Linked DNA regions of Homo sapiens: region 2 is linked to region 1. The links are chromatin loops, found by intact Hi-C in ENCODE. Cell type or tissue: OCI-LY7. All regions are shown on one strand.

The links. Hi-C counts contacts between places; a loop is a spot of excess contacts. Peaks named below come from ENCODE experiments on the same cell type or tissue, not always from the same donor. Only the 100,000 strongest peaks of a DNase experiment are listed, where the experiment ranks them.
Region 2: a loop joins it to region 1, with 3 times the contacts of the local background. A loop is called at or near these places in 1 of 110 quality-filtered maps.

The regions. Positions count from the first base shown.
Region 1 is chr22:36,016,229-36,020,228 of GRCh38, forward strand. All of the region lies in intron 1 of RBFOX2 (RNA binding fox-1 homolog 2), which reads right to left. Among named protein-coding and RNA genes, the nearest start is that of RBFOX2, 11 kb to the right of the region's middle. In OCI-LY7, no CTCF peak of the experiment used is centred here; DNase peaks (open chromatin) are centred at 93, 703, 1,523 and 2,773; H3K4me3 peaks cover 3,237 bases; H3K27ac peaks cover 3,753 bases.
Region 2 is chr22:35,859,320-35,863,319 of GRCh38, forward strand. All of the region lies in intron 2 of RBFOX2 (RNA binding fox-1 homolog 2), which reads right to left. Among named protein-coding and RNA genes, the nearest start is that of APOL5, 140 kb to the left of the region's middle. In OCI-LY7, no CTCF peak of the experiment used is centred here; DNase peaks (open chromatin) are centred at 932, 1,732 and 2,342; H3K4me3 peaks cover 2,411 bases; H3K27ac peaks cover 4,000 bases.

The DNA.
Region 1 (4,000 bases):
GAAATTTCTATGAGCCTCTGCCCAAAAGTATTCCAACTCAAGCAACTGCTGCAGGCCACATTCAGACACCCCCAGTCTCCCCAGGCCCTGTCTGTAGTTCCTCTAGTTTTACTCACATAGCTTCTGCCTCCACCCCAATCCCCAGAGCTAGGAGAGTCCCACGGCCACACCACCCATCCCTCATGATAAATCATGCTTTGCTTGTGGTATTTCCAGTTAGAATCTGACAAAAATCAATGCAGCCAGAAAAAAAAAATACATCAACAATATGCCTCCTCAAAAACCACATGCCTGGAATAAAATATCCAATACCCAGTGCAAAATCTCTCTTCTTCAACAACGGAGAAACCAAGGAACCAGCCTATACATGGGAAAAATCCCACACACCAAGGTGTTACCTGGGGACCTAAGTCCCTAAGAAAACCCACGTCTTATGGCTGAACACACCCATGTGGAAGTCTAAACCTCAAAGGCTGTTTTCCACCCTTGGGAAAACAGGTTTTTAAGCAGTTATTCCATCACCATCATTTGACAATTCAAGAATGTCATCTACTTCATAAGTGGTATTTATCATGTGTCCTGTGCCTTGAATTTTTGGCAGAAATTTCTAGATGCCACGTAAGTGCAGGACATGTCAGAAGGAAGTGATATATTACAGGCTGCTCTCTCTCATTCCCTTCTCAGAATTCTCTTTATTCATTTAGAATAGAAAAGGCCAGAGGCACTATGAAGTACAATCATTTGCAGCTAAAGAGGTCCCTACTAAACTGGCTGGAACAGGCAAGGATTATACAGGACCCCAAACCAGAAGCTGAAAGTGAAGTCGGAGGGGAGAACAACAGCCAGAGAGAATTCTTATAAAATACTTCTATGAATCTATCGCCAAGGCTGAGATTTAAAGGAACACTATCAGACTTCCTTATTTTCAAACATATCCAATATGAGTGATGTGAAAAATACCATGTATTGTGAAGTGTCTCCGCTTGGTATTTTCCCCAGATCCATAAAAACATGTTACAGTGCCGGGCACGTGGCTCATGCCTGTAATCCCAGCACTTTGCAAGCCGAGGCGGGTGGATCATGATGTCAGGAGTTCGAGACCAGCCTGGCCAACATGGTGAAACCCTGTCTCTACTAAAAATACAAAAATTAGCTAGGCTTGGTGGTGGGTGCCTGTAAATCCCAGCTACTCGGGAGGCTGAGGTAGGAGAATTGTTTGAACCCGGGAGGCGGAGGTTGCAGTGAGCCGAGATCATGCCATGGCACTCCAGCCTGGGCAAGAAGAGCAAAAACTCGGTCTCAAAAAAAATAAAAAATAAAAAATAAAGCTATAGTATCCGATGAAATTCACTGGTTGAGAAGAGAAAGGTTAAGGTCCCTAGCTGATCAAATAGTTCTCACCCCAAATGGTGGTAATACATGCGAACTGCTACACTCCAGAATCCTGCAGCAGCACTGTAAAAAGGTAAATCAACAGCCTGCTCCAGCGAACTGGAACAGGTTGGCTCTAATTGCCTCTCTCACTTGTGTGGTTCCTCTTTTCTCCTTAACCACACTATCACAAAGGAGCTTTTTACATATACACACGTGCACTCAATTAATATCTGAACACAGGAAACTAAATATCAGGTTGCTATGCCTACCCAACACATTCTGCAGTTAAATTCTACCCCAGCTTCTGTTTTCAGAGACCCCTCTCTCACCTTTAACCCTGATATCAATGAAAAGATCAGGTTAACATTCACATATCACACAACATGCAGTCTTCACAGGGGATAGAAAGCAGACCAAGGGCCAGACCCCCCAGGGAAAATCTGGATAAACAATTAAAGCCATCTGCAGGCCCCAACTGAGAAGCAGGAAGACAAAGTTCAATTTAACAAAAATGGACAGTTTCTTGACTACTTGGGCCCAGGCATGGTGCTTAATCCTACAGATTCCTAAGGATCTCACAGTCTGGGTAAGCGTGGTGGGGCAGACATTCAATCAAGTATTAATCTAAAAAGTCCTTTAACAGAGCTATAGACATGATGTCTTGGAAGACAGCAGGAGTGTGGGAGACATGGGAATAGTCACAAAAGGCATCCAGGAGGAATCAATATCCAAACTCATTATTAAAGATTGAGCCTTACAAATGTGGGGGTAGAAGAGATGAAGCAGGAACTTTGGGTAGAAGGGAAAGGAACAAAAGCACAGAGGTATTCATTAGCTGGGTGGCACCACATGCTAAGAAAACTATAAGCCACTGGACATGGACTTGGAGGTGGAATGTGGAAAGAGACGGAGCTTGAAAGTTACGCAGAAGTCAGGCCAAACAAGAGAACAGACAATCCTGAGAAAAAACACAAGCTCTCAAAAGATTTTAAGCGTGGAGTAACAAATTGACTCTTTTGTTTTATTTTTGAGACAGAGTCTCACTCTGTCATCCAGGCTGAAGTGCAGTGGCTCGATCTCTCCTCATTGCAACCTCCACCTCCTGGGTTCAAACAATTCTCCTGCCTCAGCCTCCCAAGTAGCTGGGATTACAGGCATGCGCCACCACGCCCAGCTAATTTTTGTATTTTTAGTAGAAACAGGGTTTCATCATGTTGGCCAGGCTGGTCTCGAACTTCTGACCTCAAGTCATCTGCCCGCCTCAGCCTCCCAAAGTGCTGGGATTACAGGCATGAGCCACCGCACCTGGCCAGATTGGCTCTTTTAGATAGATCACTGTGTTAGCAGTCTGGAGAGCGGGTTTGAAGAGACTGAAAAGGGACCACAAGAGACAACACAAAGGCATCCCAGCTCAATTTCCATAGACAAAATGAGAACAAAAAGTGCCACTTTTGAACCAACATACGTAACAAAACTTATAAAATTTGAAACACGACATTTTTACTGTTCCTGCCTTCCATGTACCACTAAAACAGCCAGTGAATCTGTCACCCACCCTCCCAACAGAGATCCCACGGGTTCTAAGAAATCCACATCCCCCCTGCAGACACTGTGATACTGCAGCAGTCCTTTCACTCCTTAGCAAAGAATTGTCTCCCCTTCCTCTGACAAGAGAGACCACAATGACCCAGTTCATTCCACTCCTCCACCCTGGATAATGAGCAAATGAGGTTTCCCCTTTAACACACTGCTCATCTCTAGTAGTTCCCAACTCTGGCACTTAATCAATCAGAAGCACATTAACCACTCCATGCAGATTAAACAGTAAGCAGGAAGTTAGTGAGTGCTGTATAGCAGGATATAAGGAAAGCAAGAAATAAACATGTAGTGCTGGGTTCCTTGATAGGCACCTTAAAGAATCTCAGTTCTCATTACAGTGGTTTATAAGAGTATACATTAATTCTCCCAGTTCACAGATGTGTGAGCAGGAGCTCAGAGATGTTGAATAGCTCATTCATTTGGTAAATGGAGAAGCCAGGATTCAAATCCCAAAATGAGAAGCTCTAAATGGTGTTTATTTACTACACCATATTTCAAGTATATATGGATAACAAATATGATTACATATTAAGGTTAGTAATAAAAATATCTCCCCTTTAAAAACAGAGAAGGGACTCATGGATAGGAAGAATCAATATCATGAAAATGGCCATACTGCCCAAGGTAAACTATAGATTCAATGCCATCCCCATCAAGCTACCAATGACTTTCTTCACAGAATTGGAAAAAACTACTTTGAAGTTCATATAGAACCAAAAAAGAGCCCACATTGCCAAGACAATCCTAAGCCAAAAGAACAAAGCTGGGGGCATCACGCTACCTGACTTCAAATTATACTACAAGGCTATAGTAACCAAAACAGCATGGTACTGGTACCAAGACAGAGATATAGACCAATGGAACAGAACAGAGCCCTCAGAAATAATACCACACATCTACAACCACCTGATCTTTGACAAACCTGACAAAAAACAAGAAATGGGGAAAGGATTCCCTATCTAATAAACGGTGCTGGGAAAACTGGCTAGCCATATGCAGAAAGCTGAAACTGGATCCCTTCCTTACA
Region 2 (4,000 bases), 160 kb before region 1:
CTTTTCAAGTGCATAAAACAGCATAGCATACATGAAGCCATACCTACAGAAAGGCAGGCAGGTCAGCATACCCAAAAAAAGTCAAAAGCCTATTTAAAAATATCCATGGAAGAGTTCTATTGATTCTAAGGTACTGAGAAAATTGTAAGGCTTTCTACACCAATGGAAATCTTTAAATTATACCTACCAGAAAATAGCAAATCATAGTTAAGTATGGAAACACTCCTTTGCATGACACATGGTACAGAAAGGAAGTATGGGTAATAACAGAGTAAACCATGGAATGGCTGATATGCATTTCTGTTTTGGAATGAGAGACATGGCATACAAACTGTGAGGCAAGGAATTAGCAGTTTTGTTAAAAGTGTCATTCATAAATCAGTAAATGGATAGGACAATAGTTATTCACTTTTTGTTTTTAAGTTAGAGGCAGGGTTTTCACCATGTTGGCCAGGCTGGTCTCACACTCCTGACCTCAAGTGATCTACCCACCTCAGCCTCCCAAAGTGCTGGCATTACAGGCATGAGCCACTGTGCCTAGCCATTAGTTATTCACTTTAAATTTACAAGACAATATATAAAGGTTAAGGGGCAAAATGTAAAACTTTCAGAGCAGGAAATAATTTTAAATATTCTAATACTGTTAGGGAAACATACCTAAAAATAATTTCACATACATTATCTTATACAACAAAACTTTTTTCTCTCCATAATAACTTTTATCTCAACTAACTCATAATACCTTTTTGGTGAACTACAAAAAATTGGTCATAATATTTCACAGCTCCTCCATCAAGAAGTGGAATTTGTTTCTTCCACCCCTTGAATTTGGTCTTAGCTTTGTGACTCACATTGGTCTTGGGGATATTAGCAAATATCACACAAGCAGAGGCTTGACAGGTGCCTGTTCACTGAGGCTTGCCCTCTCTTGCTACTCTCTGGAACCCCGACACTACTGTGTGAAGAAGTGTGAAGGACGAGAGCAAGTGGAATACAGATGAACTGCTCCAGCTGAGCCCCCAGATCAACTAACCTGCCAACTGCCAGACATGAGAGTGAGGTTATCCTAGACCACTGAGGCTCAGCAAATGCGGCCAAGACTAAAACAATCACCCAAACTCCTGACCCGCAGAACTCTGAGCAAATAAATGATTAACACTTTGTTAAGCTATTAAGTTGTGGGAAAGTTTGTTACACAGCAAAACCTAACTGACACAATTTCATTGCATAACATGAAGATGTAAACCTCAATACTGACACCAACACCACACTGTCTGCAGGCTTTAAATCAGGCTGTGTTAGTCCTGCAACTTTGTTTTCCTTCTTCAAAGTTGTTTTGGCTATTCTAGGTCTTTGGCATTTCCATATGAGTTTTAGAATCAGCTTGTCAATTTCTACAAATATCTGGCTAAGATTCTGATTGGGATATACACTGAATCTACAGATCACTTTGGGGAGAATTAACATCCGAGAGAATTGAGTCTTTCTGACTATCAACACAGTATATCTCTCCACTTCATTCCACTATTCAAATAAAGGGTTTTTAAAGATTATGACTATCTTTTCTCTAGGCCTGTACTGAAATCGAATGCTATACCTGATGTTTGTAACACTTATCATTTCTTCTGAAGTCTGCTAGATCCCATAATACTCACATCCCTATAAGACTGTATGATACTGGTGTCAAGAGAGAAAAATAGATCAGTGAAACAGAATAGAAAGTCCAGAAATAGATCCACAGGTGCAAACGGAATTCAGTAGAGAAAGAACAGTCTTTTCAACAAATGGTGCTGACACAACTGGATGAAAAGAAACGAGATTTATACTTCTTTCCAAATACAAAACAACTCAAAATGGACCACATACCTAAAAATGTAAAAGATAAAACTGTAAAACTTCTAGGAGAAAACTTCTGTGACCTTGGATTAGGCAAAGATTTCTAAGCTATAACATTAAAAACATAATCCATAAAAGAACAATAAATTGGACTTCATTTAAAACTTCTGCTTATCAAAAGACACTGTGAGGAGAATAAAAAGACAAGCCACAACTGAGAGAAAATGCTTGCAAAGTATACACCTGATAAAGGACTTGTATTCAGAATATACAAGAACTCTCAAAATTCAACCATAAGAAACAAAACAACCCACGTTTTTTAAAAAATGGGCAAAAAAAATGAACACCTGATTAAAAGAAGATGGTAAATGAGATAGTAAACAAGCGCATGAAAAGAAGCTCAGTATCATTATTCACTAGGAAATTAGAACCTATTAGTATGATATCACTACATACCTATTTAAAAGACTTCGACAATACCAAGCTTTGGCAAGGCTATGGAGGAACCGAAAGTCTCATATGCTGCTGGTGGAATGTAAAATGGTATAACCAATGTGGAAACAGTTTAGCAAGTTCTTATAAATTCAAACACACACCTACCATATGATCTATCTATTCTAACTATTTACCCAAGAGAAAAAAGAACATATAAAGAATATGAATATGAATACTCATAAAAAATCTATTTGTCTGGCCTAAAACTGGAAACAATCCAAATATCCATCAACAGATAAGTAATAGTGATAAACAAATTGTCATATATCCACAATTACTACTACTTAGAAATAAAAATTAATGAACCACCAGTATATACAGTAACATGGATGAATTTCAAAATAATTATGCTGAGCGAAAGAAGCCACGCAAAACAGTACTTATTGTATGAGTCCATTTTTATACAATACTAGAAATTGCCAACTAATCAATAGTGACAGAAAGCAGATAAGCGGTTGCTTGGAGATGTGCTGGGGAGGTAAGAGCATATTGGGAGCACTACAAAGGGGCATGAGAAAACTTACGGAGATGATTCATATGTTAATTATCTTGGTTGTGGTGATTTCACGGGTATATACATATGCCAAAACCTAACAAATTAATTTTATATAGGTGCAGTTCATTGTATATCAATTATACCTCCATCGAGTTGTTAAAAAATTAAAATAATGAATTCTTGTCCCACTTAATGCAATGAATTTTTGAAGGGTTAGTTATTTTCTTTGGAGGGGGGGGGGAATGATAAAAGGAGATGGGGGAAAGGCATCCGTCTTCCCTAAAACACTACAGAAAAGGTCTTCTGAAAAGGAAGACTGGTAGCAAATTCCTTCTGATCAGTCTAGATTAGCCCCCTGCTAGAGAACCCCTTTAGCACGTGCATACATCCTCCTCACTTTGCCAGACATATCATCGTTTCTGTCTCTCCCACTTCAGGAGGGCAGGTACTACATAGTCCACCTTCTTCCTTAAAGTATCCCTAATACCTAGCAGAGTACCTGGTTGTAGTACACAAGCAACATCACATGTGGGTAAGAGTTCAGGCCTCTGTTAAGCCAGGCTACTTGATTCGAATCTTAGCTCCATAACTTCTTAGCTGTGTAATTTGAGAAAAGTTATTTAACACCTCTCTGCCTCAAGTTCTTCGTCTGGAAAAAGAAGATAATAATAGTACCTATCTCATGGGGCTGCTGTGATGACTAAATCAGTTGATATATGAATAGGCCTGGCATATACTGATTATTAAATTATAGTTGATGTTATCGGCGTCATTGCTGTCGTCGTCATCATCATTATCTCTGATAATTGAAGGACATTTAAAAGAGATTGAGAATTATCTGAATTACGAAGCTAAATCTATATCTGAGGAATAAGTGGCCTCAACAGCAGGCAGAAAGCATATAAAGAACTAGGTAACTGTGTTAGGAGGAGAAAAGTCAGCTGGGGGGCAGGGGAGAGCACCTACCCATACCTAGCACAGGGCATTTACGTTATTTTTGTAACATATTGTTGTTATTTTGTAAATATTTGTAACATTTTACAAAATATGTTATTTTTGCAAATATTTGTTATTTTGTAACATATTTATGTTATTTTTGTAAATTTATGTTACATTTCTGTAACATAAATCAAGTGAGAAGACTACCCTTGACCAAGAAGGGAATATCAATAA